3 separate regions of the Homo sapiens genome follow, and regions 1 and 3 are each linked to region 2. The links are chromatin loops, found by intact Hi-C in ENCODE. Cell type or tissue: heart right ventricle. All regions are shown on one strand.

The links. Peaks named below come from ENCODE experiments on the same cell type or tissue, not always from the same donor. Only the 100,000 strongest peaks of a DNase experiment are listed, where the experiment ranks them.
Region 1: a loop joins it to region 2, with 2.4 times the contacts of the local background. A loop is called at or near these places in 9 of 110 quality-filtered maps.
Region 3: a loop joins it to region 2, with 2.4 times the contacts of the local background. A loop is called at or near these places in 34 of 110 quality-filtered maps.

What each region holds. Positions count from the first base shown.
Region 1 is chr9:14,349,850-14,357,849 of GRCh38, reverse strand. NFIB-AS1 (NFIB antisense RNA 1) reads right to left here. Exons shown (of 2, transcript NR_186536.1): 2 at 1-698. It also overlaps a transcript of NFIB not described here. Among named protein-coding and RNA genes, the nearest start is that of NFIB-AS1, 37 kb to the right of the region's middle. RefSeq lists an enhancer at 1,569-2,068. In heart right ventricle, a CTCF peak has its summit at 4,186 (motif pointing right); DNase peaks (open chromatin) are centred at 4,199 and 6,438; H3K4me3 peaks cover 3,723 bases; H3K27ac peaks cover 7,076 bases.
Region 2 is chr9:13,686,048-13,694,047 of GRCh38, reverse strand. No RefSeq gene overlaps it. Among named protein-coding and RNA genes, the nearest start is that of LINC00583, 240 kb to the left of the region's middle. RefSeq lists an enhancer at 4,982-5,522. In heart right ventricle, a CTCF peak has its summit at 4,851 (motif pointing right); no DNase peak of the experiment used is centred here; H3K27ac peaks cover 744 bases.
Region 3 is chr9:13,451,670-13,459,669 of GRCh38, reverse strand. All of the region lies in intron 3 of LOC105375977 (a long non-coding RNA gene), which reads right to left. Among named protein-coding and RNA genes, the nearest start is that of LINC01235, 24 kb to the right of the region's middle. In heart right ventricle, no CTCF peak of the experiment used is centred here; no DNase peak of the experiment used is centred here.

The DNA.
Region 1 (8,000 bases), 660 kb before region 2:
CCATCCTTGTTAACGCATGTATTAATATTTCATTTCTTTCTTCACCAAATAGCATTCCATTACACGTATATCCCACGTTAAGTTTATCCATTCATTGGTTGATGGACGTGTGGATTGCTTTCCCTTTTTGGCTATTATGAAAAGGCTGCTGTGAACATTCATTTACAGGTTTTTACGTGGACATAAGTTTCCATTTCTCTTAAACCAATGGTCTCTTTAGTAAGTGTTCTTATTTTCCACATGATTAAGGAAACTGCTATTTAGGAGTTAACTCAGAAATATCTCATGTAGAATTTCAAACCTCTTGAATATTGGGTCACTACCTCCAACCCTGCTATTTCTTGGTAGGGAGGAGGAGGGTGCTGTCTATCAGGAAAAAGTTGGATCTGACTTGGGGCTCACAGATCACTGCACAGGGGTGACTGAATTCCCTTTGCAGCACCTGAGGCCAGGTCTGGCCCACAACTGGCTCACAGTAATCAGCCCATCACAGTGTTCCTTCAGGGACTCTCCACATATAAAGTATACAGAGTAAGAAAAATAAAACCTTAGTCTCTGACCTGGAAATCAGAGTCATGGGGTTTGGGAAACTTGCAGGAAAGAAGAGGAAAAAAAAAATAGCTTTCCTGATAGAAGCCAATGAAGTTAATTTTCTCCCTTGTGTGACTTGGAGGAGTTCTTTGGTGTGTCCTGCAGACCTGCAATGAAAAAGAAGGCCCTATATTAATTTATACAGCAACTCTTTTCCAAGAAATTCAGAGCATTTCAAACAGTCTTTCACTCATTCCCCTGAGGGATTTTGCACAGTGTGCATAAGAAATTACTTCTTTTAAAATTTACACTCTTCAGTTAGCCAGTACTGAGCAGAAATAGAACTAGAAAAGCAGACCTCCTGACCAAACATTCCGCTATAATATTTTCAGTGAGCTTCTATAAATCAGTGTATATCCTTAAAAACAGGATCTCCCCATAACAGCCCCATGACCACTCACCGGTGACTGACATTCCTTTCAGCAAGAGCAAAAGTTTCCCTTCCAAATTAGAATCCACTGGTATGGCATGCACTATAAAACTGAAGTGTATCATTATTCATAATTAAGTGCTCAGGATCACCCAGACCCTCAGACCATCCAGTTTTACTCTCCAGCTCAGCCCTCCTAACTCACCCCAGCTGAGGACCCCTTAATAATCCTGAAACTGGTGGAGTGCAAGAGAGGAGTCCTGCTCGTAAACCCCAGGCAAAAAACAGGAGACGAAATCAGTCCTGCTCTCACTGTTGTTTCTTGCTCTGTCTCGGTGCTGTTTTTACACGGGGCTGCACTGCCCCTCAGGGCCTTGCTGACCATTCTGGGTAGCATATTCAGCTCCAGCTTCCCAAAGCCCACCAGCATCAGCCACATGCAGGGCTAAACTTAGCCCTCAACCCCAAACACTAGTTCCTCGTGTGGGGCCTTTTCTCAAGATATTCTTATTGTGAAATCCTCAGTATCCATCCCTGGGAAAAGAAAATCTTGGTCCGAGCCACACTAGCTCATGTGGAATCTTGGGAAATAACATCCTGGGGAGTATCTGTGCCTTTCTTTTTCCCACTTCAAGAAAACCTCTGGGATCCATAAGTTCCCTCCTAGTGACTACCAGAGAATGGGAAGTTTTAATCCAGTTAGTGACAAAAAGTGCGTACTAGTGTCTCACGCTGCCCCAGCCTCAGGCATATTTTGTTTGGGACCCCATAATCTTAATATGCACATTATTTAAAACGTGTACTAGTTGTCAGCTAGCACTGGCCACACAGTTTGTGAGGGACCAGTGCAATGCAAAAATGCAAGCCCGTTGTTGAAAGTTTAAGAATTGCAAATTGGCCTTTTTTTTTTTTTTTTATTTGTTTGTTTGTTTGAGGCGGAGTCTCGCTCTGTCACCCAGGCTGCAGTGCAGTGGCGTGATCTCAGCTCACTGCAAGCTCCGCCTCCCGGGTTCATGCCATTCTCCTGCCTCAGCCTCCGGAGTAGCTGGGACTACAGGCACCCGCCACCACGACTGGCTAATTTCTTTGTATTTTTAGTAGAGACAGGGTTTCACCGTGTTAGGCAGGATGGTCTCGAACTCCTGACCTTGTGATCCACCTGCCTCGGCCTCCCAGAGTGTTGGGATTACAGGCGTGAGCCACTGCAGCCGGCCAGGCAAGCAGGGTATTTAAGCCAACGTGGGGCACTTCTAAGTATGGGATCCCGTGTGACTGCAAAGGACACACACCCAGGAAGCCAGCCCTGCTGCCAATATTTAAAAAGCAAAAGATTCTTCAAATAGAGAATCTGGTAACCCTGGGTCTGCATCTCCAAATGGCTGTACATAATGGGCTGGTGCAGAGTATCATCTTGTTGTATTGGTTTGCTGCGCTTGCCATTACAAAATACTGCAGATTGGGTGGCTTAAACAGCAGAAATTTATTTTCTCACAATTCTAGGGGCTCAAGTCTGAGATCAAGTTGTCAGCAGGGTTGGTTTCTTCCGAGGCCTCTTTCTTTGTAGATGGCTACCTACTCCGTCTTCATATGGTCTTCCCTCTATACATGTCTGTGTCCTAATCACTTCTTACAGGGACTCCACCAGTCATACTGGATTAGGGCCCACTTCATAATAACTTAAGTACCCCCTTAAAGGCCCTATCTCCAAATACAGTCACATTCTGAGGTATCAAGGGTGATTTTGGAGTGGCACAGTTCAGCCTGTAACACAGCTTTTCCCTTTGGGGAGGGGTGCAGTGTTCCAAGTCACTGTGCTTACTCCAACCCAAACATGCTCACACACACACAGCATCTCCCCATCCCTGAAGCAGGGGTCGGTTGCTATAGGTCATCTCATTTGTGCTGCTGTTCTTCCTCTGGTTCGCTTCTCTCATTTAGAGAGACCTGCTCCTCCCCTGCCGCACAAGGAATAGTGACAGTGTTCACAACAGGACAAGGGCTACACACTCCCTTCACATCTGTAAAGCTAAGGTTGCTGTTCAAGTGATCCTTCACGGGACAATCCATTTCTACACACACACACACACACACACACACACACACACACAGAGTACCCATTACATAGAGATAACCATTTAAATGCAATGCTGAAGGAAAAAATTGCCATGAGGTATAACTGACTGCTCACCTCAGAAACTAGATTTGGAGATTTTAGGAGAGAAAAACCCTCAGCGACTACATAATTATTCCCCAGGGCTGATCCCACTTAAAAATTCACCTGACTGTACAAGGGATGGCCCTAAATTTCAATGGAAACCCAACCATGTAGCCCCTTAGAGAGACCGTACTCTCAAATTGGTCTTTGTACCTATTTGTAGAAAAATGTTAGCCAGATTATAGCTGAAAACTCTGCTAATTCTGGGGAAGATTTTGGTCTTGTGCCTGGAACTATTGAAGCATATATTCACACCTACCACATGTAACACTTAGTAGCAGAATTTCCAGCACAATACTTTAGTACTTTATTTTTAAAAGAAACAGAGCAGAGACTGAAGCCCTGTTCACTCTGCAGCTTTCTTGCAGGAGGCTCCACAAAAGGTGGTGGTGAGGGAGGTTCTGTGCTCAAAAGAGCTATTTTTTTATTTTTAAAAGGAAAGGAGACACTAAAATCTTTGCTCACAATTAGGGAACTCATGATGCTGAAACATAACATTTGCACCTGCCTGTAGATTGAAAAAATAATGTCAAATTTGCAAGGCTCTGAGAAAATAGGGTGCGGTGTATTAGTGATTTAATCAATCCCAATCAACATTAGAGTTCAGACAACACCTTACAGACATCTTACTGTAACCCCTTTGGTTTTTAGAGAAGGAAGGGGAGGTTGGAACATTTTAAGTGATTTGCCCCAGATCAGCTCTCCACCTAAAATGCAGGTCTTTTCTTTCAGATGAGCGTACTTTCCACTGCACCAGGCTACTTCTAAACAGGCATTGTCCTGTCAGCCTCAATTGCATGCAAAAAAAAAAAAAAAAAAAGACAAAACCCCTCTCGCTCTCCACTAGAGTCTCTATTTGGACTCTAGAACGGACAAAGCAACGGCTATTTCAACTTCAACTCCCTTAGCAAATGGAAGAAAAGGCATCTGACCCGTGGACTCCTCCAGCTGGTCCCCGGGTCTCACCGCCTGCGGGTCTCCACGTCAGCTCGCAGGCATCGGCGGCCAGTCGGACACCAGGGGGCGCAGCAGCCTTTGTCCTGACAGGTATTGAAGAATGAAGCCAGACTGGGCCGTCAAGAAAAATCTGACTTCCCTCCTTTCAGTTTCTCTCATTGGAACCAGCCCACTCCCCAGCCCCCTTCATTCGCCTTAAAGCCATTTTCTGCTTCCTCCTCATGCTCAGATTCTCAGGGTGCAGGGATGCAGCAGTTCAGAGACCCCTCTCCAGGAGCTCCCCCGCTCTGCCAAGGACACCCTAGCAGTGGTCCACCATTTGTTCTCACTTGCAGGCCTCTGAACTCAGGATGTTTTTGGCTATTCTTCCTGAATGAAGAACCCTATAGAACAGGACCAGCTTCCCAGAAGAACTGTCACATCTATCCTCTAATATCCCTCCCCTTTCCACGCACAAAAACAATCACAAATTAAATAACATGTCTGGGAAGCTCACGCGGCCTGGACCTATCCCTCACCACCCTCTGTCTGCCCCTACAGTCTAAGGACAGCCTTTGGTAGTAGCTACCTACCCAAAGGGACAGGCTGCAGCACCTTCACCATACCTCTGCCATTCTCACCAACCCATGGTGCACCCCAAGCAGGATAACTGCCTCCTTGTAACCCCACCAGCTTGCCTCTGTGTGCCCTCCAGCAGAAAGAAATCCACTTGACCCTTGCCAAAGTCTCCTGATTCCAAAGATTCAGTAATAAATGAGCATCCTCTTCTACTTTAAGACATACTCCTAACCCTGCCCCTATAGACACAAACGGACACAATGCAAACCCTCAGATGTCAAAAACGTACTCTTTCACAAAGACTCCTGAAACTCCTCTGTTCCAGAGGGAAAGGCTACAGGGTCCTTCCTATGCAGGCCTTTGAAAAGCAGCTGTATGTTTACATAGAGAGATTCCAAGTTTACACAGTCCTTTCCCTGTCTGTTATTGGAGCCTCTCAACAACGCTGAGAGATAAGCAGTGAAATCTAAAGCTTAGAGGCTTGCCTCAGGACCAGACCTAGTACAGCGTAGAAACAGCACTGAGGGCCCGGGTGACAGAGCATGGAAACACTTGCTTGTCCAATTGCACCAAGGCCTGGAAGAAATGCAGCCACCATAGAAGATCATCAGATTACATACACTGAGGGAGCCTGTGGTCTCAGGAGCCAGGCAGGGGCAGGAGGAACAGTGCAAAAGAAGCGGTGATGTCAATTCTGACCCGACTCTTCTTTTTACCTGTGGCCTCGCTCACTTCTTTATTTCCACGTTCATCTTAGCTAATGTAGAGTACCGGGAAGTGCTGAGCCCGGAGACAGGTAGCCATGGTTTGTTATCTTGGTGGTGAGCCTCCCAACTCCACACTCATAAAATAATGATAACATCTATTATATATACAAATACATCACCAAAAAAAAATGAAAAAATCAGTGTAATTCCAGGAGACGGAGCAGGGTAGGAGACTTTTACTTTCATTTTATGCTGTTTTCTATTATTTGAAGTATCTGGATTTACGCATGTGTTCCTTTTATGATTTTATTTTTAAAATTTTATTGGGGTTAATGATGCTCTTTAGCGTTGCTGCAAAGATGACTTATGTAACATATCTGGCATGGTACGTGGTCTGGTGCACAGTTGATGCTCACTCAACAGTAGTTTATTGTTAGCTATATACTTCCGTCAGAACTGTGGGCAAATGGGACCTCAAATCAAGAGACCCGGGGTCTGTGGCACACTCTGCTCTCAGATCCATGTATGCCTTTTAGTAAGTCAAGTCCCTTGGAATCTATGTAAACATAGTAGCTGCTTTTCAAAGGCCTGCATAGGAAGGAATCTGTGCCTCAGTTTCTTTATCTGTAAAGCAATGAGACACAAGCCACTTGATTTGAAAAATGGTGAGAAGGACAGGACAACATGCTCACCACCCAAAATGCCTGAGATACCTTCTAAAATTCAGTCACAGTCTTTGCAAGGGAGGCTTCTTAAGTTTGAGTTCATCAGACAGAAACTCTTTCTAGGAGAAGTTGTCATCTAGGATAGACAGAAAGGGCTGGAGATAGCTGAATAAGTTCTAAAGCAAGTACAGAAATTAAATCAGGAAACAATGTGTGAACAGTATAGGGCCATCAGCGTAGGATGGGAGGTGAGAAAAGAAGGTTTGAGGTGTTCCTTGAGTGCAGTTGGCACCACGATCATTTCCTGACAGGGGAGATGCCCTTGGTAGGCAGAAGGGGTGTGATTCAAGGTCCAGGCATCCCTGGCCCGGACACAGCCAGCCCTAGCCCAGCTCCCTAGGATGAGAGTTCTGTATGGGGCACAGGGCTGGCGCTGTTGAGACCAGGCCTCCCTAGGCAGATCCAGGAGCAGAGCTGCCCTTTGGACAAATTACTTTCGGCAAAGTCAGAAGGAACCCACTGCCCAAGAGAATTGGGCTAAAGCACCTCTGAAGTTTCTTCCAGCATAAACTTTATCTTAACAACAACCAAAAAAAGTGGGGAGACTGGACCATAGGAGGTGCAGATGCCCAAACATGATCCTCTCCCTGCTTAGCAGCTAGTCTGGGGATACCTATTTTTTATGCACTCCAACTCCTGAAAACCAACTAAAGATTTGTTCCTGGAACACACAGCTGATTCATTTCCTACGCCACTCAGAACGGGAGATTTCCCTCCGAGTCTCCTTTGCCAAAGCTTGGCCTTTGGGGGATAGGAGGCAGGTAGTCTAGTGGGTAGAAAGGTCGCGACTTTCTTTTGCCCCGCGGTCTCCTTCCTATTTAAAGCAGCACCGCCTGTCGAAACAGCTTTGTGCCAATATTTGCAGGCAGGAAGATTTTCTGACATTGTAAGGGGGTTGTTGGAAGCAGATGGGAGGCCCTTTCCCAAGGCCATCGGCAGACCAGAAATTGGTTACACCCGCACCCAGGGAGGAATCCCTAGCCCCCACTCTCACGATCAGCGCCCATAAGGTATCTGCATTTACATTTTAAAAAGAAAGAGGAATTTTTTTTGTATCTCTGAATCATCTGGCAGCGCCTGATATTATACATCTCCCCCTAAAGCCCCTGTTGTCCCTCCCTAAAGAGGAGGTCGTGTTTTCAATTCTTGAGAGATCTGGAATAACGGTATCAGAGCATGCCAACAGCTAGAAGACCCCCAACTTCCCCCCCCACCCCACCCAGGTCTTTCGCCCTATAGGAATTGGGGGCAGCGGGGGTGGCGATTTGCAGCGAGGCAAGGGCAGGTAGCAACAACTCCGACTGATCTCCAGAGGCAAAACCAAACTAAACGTAGTTCCAACCATCATGTTTTAACAAAATCTGCATTCTGTGAAAGTCTGTTTTTTTCTTAGAGAAACGCCCTTCGTTTTTAATTTTGCGTCACTTTCGCAGGCTGCCCTGAATGCCTAACCACTTGTTAAAATGCCTCTGTGCTTTGCTTTTCCGTGTGGTTCTTTTCTGTGCCCGTTTGTATCTCTAATAAGCGGCATTGTTTATTATCCTTGGGTCGGGGCCCCTGGGACTGAACCGAAATAATACAGAGGCACCGAGGCTGAGCGCTGGAAAATACTCCGGGTTTCCCAGGCCCAGGAGGGTCCCCGGGGCCGCCAAACGACCCTCCTGGGGAAAGCCCACCCGTGCGTGCGTGCCTGGTGAAGGGCAAGTTTGCACGAGTTTTTCCAGGCAGGGAGAGATCATGGGCAATCCAAAGCCCAGATGAGTGGGTATAGAAAGGGGCACACGGGGAAGGGAAATGCCACTGTGGACCGGTAATGGGGGTGTGACTTAAGAGCCAATATTGACAGGATGACTTTTTTTAAGGGAGGCGGGGGACTG
Region 2 (8,000 bases):
AAGCTTTCAATAAAATTCAACACCCCTTCATGTTAAAAACTCTCCATAAACTAGATATCGAGGAAACACACCTCAAAATAATAAGAGCCATCTAAGGGAAACCCACAGCCAACATCGTAATGAATGGGCAAAAGCTGGAGGCATTCCCCTTGAAAACCGGCACAAGGCAAGGATGCTTTCTCTCACCACTCCTATTCAACACAGTATTGGAAGTCCTGGCCAGGGCAATCAGGCAAGAGAAAGAAATAAAGGGCATCCAATTAAGAAGAGGGGAAGTCAAATTATCCCTGTTTCCAGAGGACATGATTCTATATCTAGAAAACCCCATAGTCTCAGTCCAAAAGCCCCTTAAGCTGATAAACAACTTCAGCAAAGTCTTAGGATACAAAATCAACGTATCACTGGCATTCCTATACACCAACAATAGTCAAGATGAGAGCCATATTAGGAATGCAATCCCATCCACAATTGCCCCCCACCCCCCTAAAAATAAAACACCTAGGAATACAGCTAACCAGGGAGGTGAAAGATTGCTACAATGAGAACTACAAAACATTGCTCAAAGAAATCAGCAATGACATAAACAAATGGAAAAACCTTCCATGATCATGGATAGGAAGAAACAATATTATTGGAATGATGATACTGCCCAAAGCAATTTATAGATTCAATGCTGTTCCTATCAAACTACCAATGACATTCTTTACAGAACTAAAAAAAAACTACTTTAAAATTCATAGGGATCCAAAAAAGAGCCTAAATAGCCAAGGCACTGCTAAGCAAAAAACAAAGCTGGAGGTATCATGTTACCTAACTTCAAACTATAATACAGAGCTACAGCAACCAAAACAGCATTGTACTGGTACAAAAACGGCACATAAATCAACGGCAATAGTCAGAATAGAGAGCCCAGAATTAAGGCCACATACCTACAACCACCTGGTCTTGAACAATGCTGAGAAAAACAAGCAATGGGGAAAAGACTCCCTATTCAATAAATGGCACCTGGATAACTAGCTAGCCATATGTGGAAGTTTGAAGCTGGACCCCTTCCTTATACCATATACAAAAATCAACTCAAAATGGATTAAAGGCTTAAATGTAAAACCCAAAACTATAAAAACCCTGGAAGACAACCTGGACAATACCATTCTAGACATAGTAATGGGCAAACGCTTCATGACAAAGATACCAAAAGCAATTGCAACAAAAGAAAAAAATGACAAATGGGATCTAATTTAATGAAAGAGCTTCTGCACAGCAAATAAAACTATCAACAGAGTGAATAGACAACCTACAGAATAGGAGAAAACTTTTGCAAACTATGCATCTGACAAGGTCTCATATCCAGTAATATATAAGGAACTTAAATAAATTTACAAGAAAAAAACAACTTTATTAAAAAGCAGGCAAAGGACATAGACACTTTTCAAAAGAATATATACATGTGACCAGTGATCATATGGAACATAGCTCAACATCACTGATCATTAGAGAAATGCAAATTGAAACCACAATGAGATAACCATCTCACACCAGTCAAAATGACTATTATTAAAAAGTAAAAAATAACAGATGCTGGTGAAGTTGTAGAGAAAAAGGAACACTTATACACTGTTGGTGAAAGTGTAAATTACTGCAACTATTGTGGAAAGCACTGTGGCAATTCCTCAGAAATACCATTTGACTTGGTAATCCTATTACTGGTCACATACCCACCCCAAAACAAATTATTATATTATAAAGACCCATGAATGTGTATGTTCATTGCAGCACTATTCACAATACCAAAGACATGGAATCAACCTAAATGCCTATCAATGGCAGACTGGATAAAGAACATATGGTACATATACACCATGGAATACTATGCAGCCATAAAAAGAACATTATGTTTTTTACAGAAACACTGATGAAGTTGGAGGCTATTATCCTTATGAAACTGATGCAGCAACAGAAAACCAAATACCATGGTGTTCTTACATATAAGTGGGGGCTAAATGATGAGAACACGTGGACACTTAGAGGGGAACAACACATACTGGGGCCTATTGGAGGGAGGAGGACGGGAGAAGGGAAAAGTTCAGGAAAAATAACTAATGGGTACTAGGCTTAATACCTCCATGACAAAATAATCTGTACAAAAAAAAAACCCATGACACAAGTCAAACAAACTTGCACATGTACCTGCACAAACTTATACATGTACCCCTGAACTTAAAAATTAAATTAAAAAAAGAAAGAATTGATAATATGGACTTCATTAAAATGGAAATTTCTGATCTGTGAAACTCAATGTCAGGAGCATGAGAAGACAAGCCACAGACTGGAAGGAAATATTTGCAAAAGACATTTCTGATAAAGGACTATTATCCAAAATACACAAAGAACTCTTAAAACTCAACAATAAGAAAGTAAGCAACCCAAATAAAAATGGGCAAAAGACCTGAAAAGCCACCTCACGGAAGAAGATATACAGATGGTAAGTAAGCATGTGAAAAGATGCTTAATATCATTTATTATTAGAGAATTGCAGATTAAAACATCAATGAGATACACACCCAATAGAATGGCCAAAATTCAAAACACTGACAACATCAAATGCTGGTGAAGATGTGGAGCAACAGGAATGTGCATTCATTGATGGTGGGAATGCAAAATGGTACAGCTACCTAGAAAGAGAGTTTGGCAGTATTTTACAGAACTAAACATGCTTTTACCACATGATGCAGCAATTTTGCTCCTTGATATTTATCCAAATCAATTAAAGATTTGTCCATACAAAAACCTGCACAAGATGATTATAACAGATTTATTCATAATTGTCAAAAGCTGGAAGCAACCAAGATGTCCTTTAGTATGTGAGTAGATCAATAAATGATGGTACATCTAGACAATGACATATTATGCACCAAAAAGATTGAGTTTTCAAGCCTTGAAAAGACATGGAGAAAACTTAAATGATTATTACTAAGTGAAAGAAACTAATCTGGAAAGACCATATACTGTATGATTCCAACTATATGAAATTTTGGAAAGAGCAAAACTTTGGAAACAGTAACAAGATCAGCAGTTGTCACAGGTTAGGAGGAAGGAAGAGATAAATAGGCAGAGCACAGCAGATTTTTAGGACAATGAAACTATCCGATATGCTACTAAAATGGTAGATACATGTCATTCTACAGTTGTCAAAAACCCACAGAATGAGCAATACCAACAGTGAATTCTAATATAAACCATGGACTTTGGGTGATGATGAGTCAATGTAGGCTCATCAATCATAACAAATGTATTATGATGGTGCTATGAGGAGAGTAACAGTAGGGGAAGTTGTGTGAGTGTGGAGACAGGGTAAATGCAAACCCTGTACTTTGTGCTCAATTTTGCTGTGAACCTAAAACTGCTCTACAAAATGAAATTTATTAATTAAAATGTTTAAATAATTTAGATGCTTCCTATTTCAAATTTTTAGCAGAATATTCATAATAGTAATCATATCTTCAGTGTCTATAAAATTTTATAATACACGTGCATACAATTATATGCATTATATATTATATAACATATATTTATAATATGATATATATGGGTTATATATTATGTTATCTATATCATATGTTCTATAATATATGGTATTTATAATATATATGAATATATTTTTTACATAATGCATATAAATAAGCTAATTGCATTTATGTAAAACTATCCTAAAACTTAGGCTTTAATACAGACTTCTAAATTCTAATTAAATGATAATAATTAAACGCATTTATAAAGAGTCATAACTTGGCAAGGTACTTTTTGTGCCCACACTACCCTAGGGCCCTTTGAGGTAGGATCATTTTCCATATCTATTTTTAAATGAGTAAACAAAGTCATAGGAAGGTGAGTAACGATCTCAGAGCTACTCAGAGTCTCATAAGTTCTGCTAAGTTTAGACCTAGACATCTGTGAGCTTGAAAACTGTGTAAGCCCAGTTGGCTAGCTGGCTAACTTTGCATGAGTCCCTTAGGCTCAGACCATGCCCTTCATGTGTGAGAATTGCTTTATGTTATCTCTAGGTGCCCTTCCAGTCCACTTATTTATGTGGCTAGTAGGATGGAAAAGGGCCAATTACAAAAGTAAGCGAAAGGGCTTTTTTTCATCATTTACCTTACGTGAGATGTGAAGTTTAGAGGGAGAACTGCCCTCTGGGTTGATTTATTACCAAAGTTCCTGGCTTCTTCATCCCCACCAACTCCCACACTGGGAGAGGTAGAGGAACATCACAATCTAAGGATGAATTGAGAGCAAATCACATTAAGGATGCAACTTGAAGAATTTCCTTCTGTCAGCAAAGATCCAAGACCTTGTAGAAATTACCCTAACATGAAAAGTTTCTTTCAAGAAGAGATTTCCTAAAGTTCTTCACAGCAAAGCTCCACTAGGCTAAAAGCCATGGCTCTTGTTTGTTCCTACAGGGTGTTTCAGTTACAAAGTTGTTCATGTCCTTAATGTTCTCAATTTGATTCTCAACACCAACCTGTAAGATGGAGAGGAAAAGGCTTGTAATTCCCGTTGTACAGTTGAAAAAAACCTGAAAAATTAGAGAAAAGCATTTTCCCAATGTCATTGTCATAGTAAGTGGTGGAGTTGTAGAGTTTTTGACTCTTAGTCTAATGCTCTTTTCATGGCACCAGAAGTATTTGGCTTACAGACTGTTTGAATAGCTGGAGAACTGCATAAACCAAGTGATGTCCATGGACACTATGACATGGCACTATATTTCAAAACTACCAATGGGAAGAGTAGGAATGGATGTTATTTCCAATCTGAGATAATAGGTCTGAAACTTCTGGAAGCCCCTAGGCCAGCAGGTGGAGCCTCTTGTCATGCTTTTTTCCAAAGGCAGGGAGAGATTTTTTTTTTCTTGTTTTTTCAAAAACAGAAAACAATATATACATTATTAGTCAACTAGATCAGGACAGAAGAAAGGTTTTTATGCCTTTACATTTGTTTAAACTTTCCTCAGGTGCTGAGAAGGAGGAAGCTCATGTTCATTGGCCTGGAGATTCAAGTACACACAGAGACACAGAGGCATTCCAAAAAGGAACGTGAGGGTTTTGTGCAAGGCATAGGACAGTGAATATGCTCGGTGAGGCATGCAAACACAGCAAAGGAATGAAGGAGCTGCACATGGAGTGGTATGCACTTCTAAACAGCTTTCAGCAGGCCTTGGATCCACAAACAGCAGGAGACAGCCTTTCTCTATAAGAAAGGACAGTTGGAGCCCGAATGTTACTCTGGTAAACAACAGCCTGAGCCATGTGAGGAAGTGATTCCCCTTTCATACAGGTTTGCATAACATCTTTCCTTTCCCCTGGAGACGCCAGAGAAGCAGCCCTGCTCTTTGGTTCTAGACATACACATTCCTTTGCCCTGTATGCCTTTAGTGCCATGAGTAGGTCATCTTTTCCACTCCCTTCCAAAATATTTTGTTTTCCATCTCTCCCTTCTTTTCCATGTTGCTTTGAGAAAGATCCAAAACTTCCTCCTTGGTTTCTTTAGCTGTTTTTTGTTGTTGTTTCAAACCACAGCCTAAATTTAAACCATGGCTCAGGAGAGGCAACTAACTGGTGGTTATGGGTGTGGCTTCATTGTGGCCTTAGAAACAATTACCTTCAGCCAGTCTTAACCTGTGTGCAGGTAAATATAGGATACCTCTAAGTTCTATCACAGAGGCATTGTCTAGAGAATTTAGGGAAGAGCTTTCTAACTTGGGTCCTTCTTGCTTTTCTAATTTTTCTTTTTTGTTTTGCACCCCACCCCCCCCAAAACTTGCTTTTCTAATTTATTTGGCCAAAGACAGTCAGAGGAATCTTCCTAAATATTAATAGCTTTTATCATAATACTATTCTGTCCAGAAGCCTGAAATACTTCAGCTCCCCTCTACCGTTTATCTCTAAGATGATGAATTAACTGCTTAGCCTGACCTATGGTACCTCCAATGTCTGGTCTCAACTTACCTTCTCAGTCTTCTTGCCCATTTTTTCATTATAAACCAGCCTGGATGACTTATTTTCTTTCATATTCTTTCTTCCACCTCTTGGTTGCACCTGTCCCTCTTTGAGTGACCTCTTCATTCCTGTTAGTTTATCTGATATCTTCCGATGTTTGTTCAAGGTCCAGCTGAATATCTCCTTTTCAATGAAGGCTTTCTCAATTTCTCTACATTGCATCTCTACTCCCCTGCTTTGAAACTAAGAGAATATCTATTTTACTCAAATAACACTTCATATTCTGGCCTGTGTCCTTTTAGTCCCTGTATAATTGCTTTTGTTGAACTGTGGTCTGCTATTATACCACTATCCCACATTAAAAAAAAAAAAAAAAACTTTATGAGAAACAACCCAGCAAAAAGCACTGTGAAATATATTGTATGGATGTTATTGGGGACATGATTTGATATATTTTACAGTGTCTTTTTCATGCAGGCCCGTGGGGAAAAATGTCTCTCAGTCCTCAAAACCAAGAATAGGTGGCCTTCTCCTGAGCTGCTATTTTGTTTTTATCTTGTGATCATCATGAGTCATGTCTCCCTCTTTTTTTTTTCTGAGACAGAGTCTCGCTCTGTAGCCCAGGCTGGAGGGCAGTGGCACGATCTCGGCTCACTGCAAGCTCCACCTCCCAGGTTCACGCCATTCTCCTGCCTCAGCCTCCCGAGTAGCTGGGACTACAGGCATCCACCACCATGCCCGGCTAATTTTTTGTATTTTTTTTAGTAGAGACGGGGTTTCACTGTGTTAGCCAGGATGGTCTCGATCTCCTGACCTTGTGATCCACCCACCTCGGCCTCCCAAAGTGCTGGGATTACAGGTGTGAGCCACCGCGCCCGGCATCTCCCTCTTTTCATAGACTCAGAGCCAGAATTGTAGCCCACCACAAGTAACAAGTGACACTTAATGTCATGTATTTGGCGGGGGTTGGGGGGGCGGTGCTTGGGTGCAGTAATAGCATTAACTTTGGCTTATTTTTATTTCCTGTCTTTATTTTTCTTTCCTCCAGTTTTCTCCCTTATTTATTTTACAATCTGGTAATTGTGCATATCTTTGTAAAAAGGTTCAAATCATTTTTGGAATTGTATGAGGATATATATACATGTAAAACAAATAATTCCTTGCCTTACTTTTTAATCTTAAAATGTACAGAAATCTTAAATATGTAGATTGAATTTTTACATATGTAGATACCTGTGTAAGCACCACCTAGATCAAGACATAGAACATTCCAGAGTGCCAGAAAGTACCAGTTCCTTTCATTATTAACTTATCTTTTCATGTGACTCTGTGTATCTTGGCTCCACAGCTATTCTGAATATTGTTTGAGGATAAGACTGTAGCTATTTGTACCCTGCAGAGAGCCTAATAGGGTTTCTGGAGCATAGTAGGTAATCAGGATGTAGTTATTGACTGAAGGAAAGGACTTGTTCCAAAAAAAGGAGATATGGTTTGGCTGTATTCCCACTCAAATCTCATCTTGAATTCACACGTATTGTGGGAGGGACCTGATGGGAGGTAATTGAATCATGGGAGCAGTTCTTTTTCATGCTGTTCTCATGACAGTAAGTATCACAAGATCTGATGGTTATTATAAGGGGGCGTTTTCCTGCACAAGCTCTTTTTGGTTGCTGCCATCCATGTAAGATGTGACTTGCTCCTCCTTGCCTTCTGCCATGATTGTGAGGCTTCCCCAGCCACATGGAACTGTAACTCCAATTAAACCTTTTTCTTTTGTAAATTGCCCAGTCTTGGGTATGTCTTTATCATCAGTGTGAAAATGGACTAATACAGAAGGAGATGGCTAAGTCCCAGTGCTGACCCAGAGCACTTTGTGCAGCCCTCAGGTAGAGATCAAAAGCTGTCTGTCCTGTTTGTCCCTGGTGCTCTAGTCTCTGGTACAGGGCCTGGCACTTTGTATATATGTTCTTTATGGACTTAAATATATATCTGCTTAACTGAAGA
Region 3 (8,000 bases), 230 kb after region 2:
CTTGTACCAAGCAGCTGGCATGTCATAAAAACAGATTTCCATTACCCTCTGATCAGACACAATCTTAGTCTGAACCACTTGTCCTAACCTACCCTACACACTACGCTTCACGTGTTTCTGGTCATTCTGGCTCATAGCCTTATTACACATTCTTCTATTTACAAGCTCACTACGTTCTTCAGGCCTGAACTTGGTCCTGCTTTCTGACTGGTTTGGGTTCTTCTTCTTGACTATAACTTGAATTTTCCCTCTAAAATCATGGCGCCCTATAAGTGGGCACCTCTTAGTATCCAGCCTGCCCTCAGAACTTCTTTGGTTAGAGGTCTTGCTGGACTTACCCCCAGCCTTCTGAATGGGATGCAAATGCAGGGCACTACCTTGACCCACCAGGTGAGTCACCATGTGACTCAACTCAATTTCCCAATGTGGGAAATCGACCCACATTGCAAATACTAGGAAAGAAAGGGAGGAAGTTGAGTCAAAAACAGTCTCTACACCATGTCAGCTGGTATATTTTGCTCCATTTTAGAGCCATTTACATTTGTCCCCAAAAATGATTTTACCATTCGTATTCAGGCCTTTGAGAGAAAGATGCATTGAAATGAAGAAAGAGAAAATAATCTTAGAAGAGTATAGAGGTAGGTGATGAAGGGATGAGTGAAATGGTGAAAGAAAACCAATTTGGTATAATTACTTATAGCGGCATATTTAGGGTAGAATAGTTTTGCACCTGATGCTGAATCTATCTACTAAGCCTGGTCAAAGTCCTATTGCAGAGAAGGTGGGGAAAAAAAGTGGTTAAAAAGAAACTACCAGCCAGGCACGGTGGCTCACACCTATAATTCTAGCATTTTGTGAGGCCGAGGCAGGTGGATCGCTGGAGCTCAGGAGTGCAAGACCAGAGTGGGCAACATGGAGAAACCCCTTTCTACCAAAAATGCAAAAATTAGCCAGGCATGGTTGCAGACACCTGTGGTCCCAGCTACTTGGGAGACTGAGATGGGAGGAACGCTTGAGGATCACTTGAGGCTGCAGTGAGCTGGGATCACATCGCTGCACTCCAGCCTGGGCAACCGAGTAAGACCCTGTCTCAAAAAAAAAAACAAAAAACAAAAGACAAAAAAAAAAAAACACTACCATAGCAACAAGACAGAAAGAGTCAAGGTTTCATTACTGTGAATCTATGGAATTCTTGCATTTCACTATTACAGGATAGAGAAATAAATTTCTGTGTTAAAACCATGAGAGAAAGAAACTGTCAGCCTCACCTAAGCTGGCAGAAGTTGAGGAGTTAAGGTTTGGAAGGCCATTATGAAAAAGATGGGAAGAAGACAAGGAGATCCGGTGGTCAATAGTAAAAATTAGTTGAGTCAGGAAGATGTGGGCTTGAATCACAGATGTGTTCTTTTTAAGGCAGTGAGACCTTAGAGAAGTTACTTAGCTACACTATTTGCCAATTTTATAATCTATAAAATTAGAATAAATATACCTAACTTTCAGATTGTTTTAAGGATTAACTATAATAATTCAAGAAGAGTGGTTGATGTAATAAATGGTTATTATAAATATTATTGAAACTATATACTATATTATTTTAAAACTTGCTTCTATCATGTTGACGTCTGCTATGTCTTCAGAAAAGATGATGGCCTGTTTAATTTCCACTATTCTGGACAATGTCCCTGTTTAGTTTATAGGCTAAGAATAATGCCTGACTCTCCAGTGGTCATAACTGTTAGACTGTTACTCATAAACCAGAATACAAATCAACATGTTTTGGTTTTCTTTTCTTAAAATCAGGTTTCCTCTATTTTGCTCAGGAATTCTCTCATCAATACTTTCACTGGCAACCCCATTCATTTCAATTATTCAAAATGAATGGAAAAAAGTTTTGGATACATCCTTAATTCCTCTCTTTCACCCCATATCCAATTCAACGGTTAGTTCTCTCAGCTCATCACCTTCACTGCTACCAGCACAGTCCAAGTTGCCGGAGTTGCTACAAAAACCTCCTCAGTAGTTTTGCTGATTTTACCCTTGCTCTCCTAGAGGAGCCAGGGTGATCCTTTAAAACCATCTTTCAGATTAATGCCCCTCCTGTGCCCAAAATCCCCCATTCTCTTTCCATTTCACTCAAAGGAAAAGCCAGAATCTCTTTGATGGCCTTTGAGGCCCCGCGTGAGCGGGCATCCTGCTTCCTCTTGCACCGTATCCCCTACCACGTTCATTCTTCCCCCATGCTTACTCCACACAAGCTACACCAGCCTGCACACTCATCCTTCAGCATGCCAAGCATATTCCTGTCTCACAACATTTGTTCTCGTCTGGAACACTCTTCCTCAAGCTATGTGCATGACTTCCCCATGTCTCTTTCATCTCAACCAAAATACCACCTCTTCAGAGATGGCTACTGTCTTGGTCCAGGTTCTCCCAAAAGCCCAGCCAAAGAAAAGGCCTGAATTCAAGTGGTTTGGGAGGGACTCGATCCCAGGGAAAGAAGTCATGGATGAAGTAGAAAAATCTAAATCAAGGTACGTTATGATATCTGACCACTGTTGTAGGTAACCAGAGTTCAGTCTAGATGACTCCCTTCAAGAATCATGTAGAATGCTCCCCAGAATAATCTTCCCAGATGAGAAAAAGGGGAGCATTTATCCACCAGCCCCTCATCTCCAATTGGTCAAGGGTTGCCCCATGCCATGTTACCCTCCTTGAGCAAGTGAGCACATGCATGTACCAAGATGGCTACGACGGATAATTCTCAGTAGGGCAGAGAATCCCCTGTGCATACTAGAGATGCAAAGTACAATGAAACTGAGGTGGTGTGAGACTGGAGATGCAAGGTAACTCTAAATTGAAGTGTTGTTAGTTGATGCCTATGTGAATCTGACTGATGCAGGGAAGTATGAAATAAGAAAGAGCTGAGAAGATATGAGCTGGAGCTCAAGAGTTATCTACACTTCCCTACCCACATTATCCAAAATAGCACCCCATCCCTACCCTGTCACTCCCTACACTCCCGGCCCCATTATTGCACTGCATGTATTCACTTGCTTATGGGCTCGAAGTTCTCCCCTATGAGATTATAAGCAGAATGACATCAGGGGCTTAGTGTATTTTGTTCATTACAGTATTCTGAATTTCTGCAATGGTGTCTAATGTATAGTAACAACTAATTATGGAAAGAATGGTACAGTATCTGTAAACTGGTGTGTGTGTGGGGTGTGTGTGTGTGTGTGTGTGTGTGACAGATGTGTGGTAGGGAAGAAAAAGAAAGAGAAGGAGAAATATCTAAGTATCAGGCTGTCCTTACATAGTCAAGATATAAGGGTGCTTTTTCCCCATTGACTTATCTGCCCATCCAACTTTTCTTACAATTCAAGATGCTGTCTTTCCCCTACAGTGAAGCTAAACTATGCTTACATAGACAGGTGTCGATGTAAAGCCTGTTATGCACTAGATTAGTGGTTCTCTAATGCTAGCATGCATCAGAAACACCTGAAGCACTTGCTGAAACAGTGTGCTGAGCACCCAGATTTGTCAGGGGCTTCAGAATGTGCAACAAATGACACTGAAACTGCTGGTCTAGGGACCACATTTTGGAAATGAATACATTAGACCATTCTTGCAGCCTCTTGCAGTGGGTATCTTGCCCATTACATAGCCTGCCCCAGGACTATGCCCCAGGGAAGAAGCAGGTTTGTTTCACTTAAGCTGCTGCAAAGTTCAATACAGCCCTGCTTGTTGGAGACTTTACAAGGTCACCATTCAACATGGGATTTACTTACTACATTCAGCTAATCCCAATGAAGAGTTCAGGTCTGTTTAAGAGCTCTCTTTACAGTCAATACTAGGACCATATTTTTTAAATAAACTGTATCTTTCTTTAATTGGCATGTCTGAGTAGAAGCAGAAAAACAGGATATGCAGACCAGAGTAACAACAGTGAAAATCTCAGAAAACATGAGGAAAATGAAAAAAGGCAATCCCAATTTGGGGGCAGGGCTCTTTTATGCTTGACAACTTTGGAGGAATCAAAGTGGTTTCCTTTGAAGAGAGGAAGAAATCTCAAGACAAATAATTAGCTCTCTATTCTACAGGAAAAGGTAGTTCACTATCAGCAGCGGCCGACTGCTACTATTGCTTTTAATGCCATAGTTCTCAATCAAAACCAGCTGCCAGGCCGGGCGCGGTGGCTCACGCCTATAATCCCAGCACTTTGGGAGGCTGAGGCGGGTGGATCACGAGGTCAGGAGTTCGAGACCAGCCTTGCCAACATGGTGAAACCCTGTCTCTACTAAAAACACAAAAATTAGATGGGCGTGGTGGCATAATCCCAGCTACTCAGGAGGCTGAGGCAGGAGACTCATTTGAACCCAGAAGGCAGAGGTTGCAGTGAGCCGAGATGGTGCCATTGCACTCCAGCCTAGGCAACAGGGTGAGACTGTCTCAAAACAAACAAACAAACAAACAAAAAAAAAAAACAGCTGCCAGCTGTGCTGATTTCTCTGGGTGATTTGGGGACCAAATCAGATGTGAGACACAGCAAGACGGTGTGTTAATGGTGGGTCTATGACATTGCTTTCCACAGTGGCCATTTAGGAGGTGGAAGAGATACAGGATGCTATTCCAGAAAATTAAACATCTCATACTCTGCCATGCCCTCCCACACATTCCACCACCTTAGACAAATTTGGCTTTATTTTATTTTACTGTATTTTTTACTTAGCCTTGACATGAAACTCAGTTAGCCATATTTTAATAGGGTCTATTTCTGGGTTAGGTTTCACTAGTGTTAGTATTTTTCAACAACAAATGCTGTTTGTGATTCCATGAATAGAAAGTCTCTTAGGGCACAAGATTAACAAAGCTAATTATTAGGGAATATAAAATTAATTTGCCAGCGATTTAGCCCACTAGCTAATCTACCAGAGAGCTGAATCTCTCTCTACCTAGGGCAGTTTTTATTCCTATTGGTTATGGTAAACTTGGGATTTTCCTTCAAAGATTATTCTAATTCCAAAAACATCTGAGCCTTTTTTATTCTGAAATTCTGGTGAAATTGTGCATCATTTTATATACTCAGGGTTTGAAATTAGAGTTCTTTACTAAGCATTTTTAAGCAAAAATATACTTATAAGATGCATATTTGAAGATATCTACATATAATATATAGATATAGAAACAATATACTATATAGTTATAAATGCTATAAAGAAGCAGCATAAAGATGCAATTCTCAACCAATGACCTTTCAGCCAAACTTGAACTTTTACAAATAGCCCTTGCAATTATCTTCTGAAATCTGTCAATTCTTGAAAGCATGTCTCACTTTCAGAATTTTATAAATAAGTATTATTACCCCCTTTAAGTACAAAAAGCAAATAAAACTGTGTAAACTCAGTATATTTTTAGAATAATATCTAGAATTCTCTGTTAGGCTTTATCATGTGGCAAATTCCCAGAAAATCAAACCTAAAATTTTGCAAGACTTAAACTTATTTTTCCCTATCTATTTACATTTCCCAACAAAATATTCTCTGGAGAAGTCTCTTTATTTGTATTCTTTAATATAACAGTATTGCTTGATTTCATGTGATCACATACTTGCCTTAACAGAATTTGCCTATGTGGGAACTGTCCAATCTTCAGTTCTAGTTGCAGATGTACCCTCACAAGCCCTTCTTGCATTCCTCTTTTTCCTCCTGTTCCCACGCTGAAACTGAGCTGTTCACTTGTTCCAAGCAGGGAATGACAAAATACAAACTTCCTTAATTAACTACTGGGGAATGACTATCTTTAATTGAAAGTGCATTTATAAAATTGGAGACATTTTGAAAACTCTGAGACCAGGCTTGGGTCGGATGGTGGAATCCCCAGAGGTACTGCCAGAATTATGCCATGTGAAAATCTCACCAGGCAGCCCCTCCTTGGTGACACAGGGACTAAGGGGTGCCCCCCAACAAGCATTAGAATCCGTTGAGATGTGACGAAGATAAAAATATGCATTCTGAACACTAATGCAACCCTCTAGTTAAACATACACAAGATCTTTTTCAATATTAAGCAAAATGCATGGACATTTAGTCTACTTCAGTGTAAGCCCCCACATCTCAGAACCATTAACACTGAAGTGGTGTCCAAGGACCTATACAAAACAACTCTGGAAAATGCTTCTTGTGCAAAAAAGCAACTCTCAGAGCAGGATAGTAGAGCTCTACCATTTCATTATTGTTGGTTTTGCGCTCACTTTGGCAATAAATAAGAAGCAAATTGCAAATTGAATACTTCTAAGACTCGATTTTTTCTGTGTGCTTGAAGAACCTAACCAGTTTACAGTAAATAAAAATTAAAGTGTGTGTGTGTATGTGTGTGTGTGTGTGTGTGTGTGTGTGATTTGCTCATTAGATACATAAATAGTTGGTGGCTTCTCATTGCACATTTAGAAGCCATAGGGTAATACTCCATTACTACCCACTGTAACACATCATGAGTCCCATTGTTGCACTGCATTGCAGAGCCGTCGTTGCTTACATCCAACTCCAGAGCAGTGTGCATCTGGTCCAGAGGGCCTCATAGCCTTCTTCTCTACCTCAGTGTGGCCAGGACTCTTTGGTGTGGGTGAGTCTCCTCTAACAGAATGGATTCTGGAGAAGCAGTCAAGTGAATAAAAGGGGATAAAATTCAGAAGTGGCTTTTGTCTACACACCACAGAATCTTCATGGAGCCAATCAAAAATTTAAGAATAACTTTAGAAATGCCCCTTTATTTGGGGTTCCTCTATATTCTTAGGTAATTTCCAGAAAAATTAAGACCACTATAATGTTTGTAGAAGGAAGGATTTTCAGCCATGGACAATAATTAAAATTTCTGGTAACCAGAGAGTATTGGGTGGCATTGGGGAGTTTGGAAGTAGATGGAAGTTAAATTTGGAGGTTTAATAAATTAGCTACATAGCAAGAACATGCATAAACTTTGTTTTTACTTAATAACATATATTTGGCCTTAATGAGTCAATGGGGCAGATAAAGGAGACAAAAGCCGTAGGAATTGTGGCTTGGATTTCAGACTCTAGTTTCCGGAGATAAGAAAGGGTAAAGTTTCCAGGTCCTGAGTTTCTCATCTATAATAAGGAAAGTTGACTGGACACCTCCAAGTTTTCTTCCAGCTTTCAGATTCCATAATTACAACTTAAATAAACTTATGATTCTGCTGCCACCATTTCAGTGCACCAACACTGACTTATATGAGAATCAAAAGTAAGAGAATAGAAAACGTGTGTTCTACCTCATTTTTCTTTACTCCTTAATATTATGGTAGGTCCATGGCTCTAAGAATACTTACAGGATCTTCAGTTTACATGTCCAGCCAACAAGACAAGATACATCTTGCAGAATAACTATTCTGTTTCTATTAATGCATCATGTCACTGTATCTATAAAATATCGTGGTAGAATCATGTCATACAATGAAATGCAGTGACACATGAAAAGGTTCTTTGCTTAGTTTGGGTCACTCTAGCTATCCAGGCTGTTGGTATATAATCCCCAAAACCAACCATATCACTGCACCATCCTAGGCTTTAACCACTCATTAGGAATCTGGTCTTTGAATTTGAATACAAACTATAAACAGCAATAATAATGAGCAAAATGAGTCAGATTCACTGGCCTCATTGGTTGCTAATCCTGATCGATGATAGGCTCTACTATATGACTTAAATATTTCTTCTTCTAGATGGATGTTAACAGGAAATAAACAATATTATTCTTGAGCAGTGCAATAATTATATATTTAAATGTGTATATATGGTCTGTATATACTAGGTGAATAAATATTAAATTCCTACTACATTCAAAGCATACCTGAATCTATCAACATTTTTCTTCACCTTCTACAAGTGCCCAGCCCTGATGGATTCAGGGATAAAGAAAATATCATTCAATATCATTTAATCAACCAGCTATGTGTCTATCTTAATTACAGACAAAGACTTTATG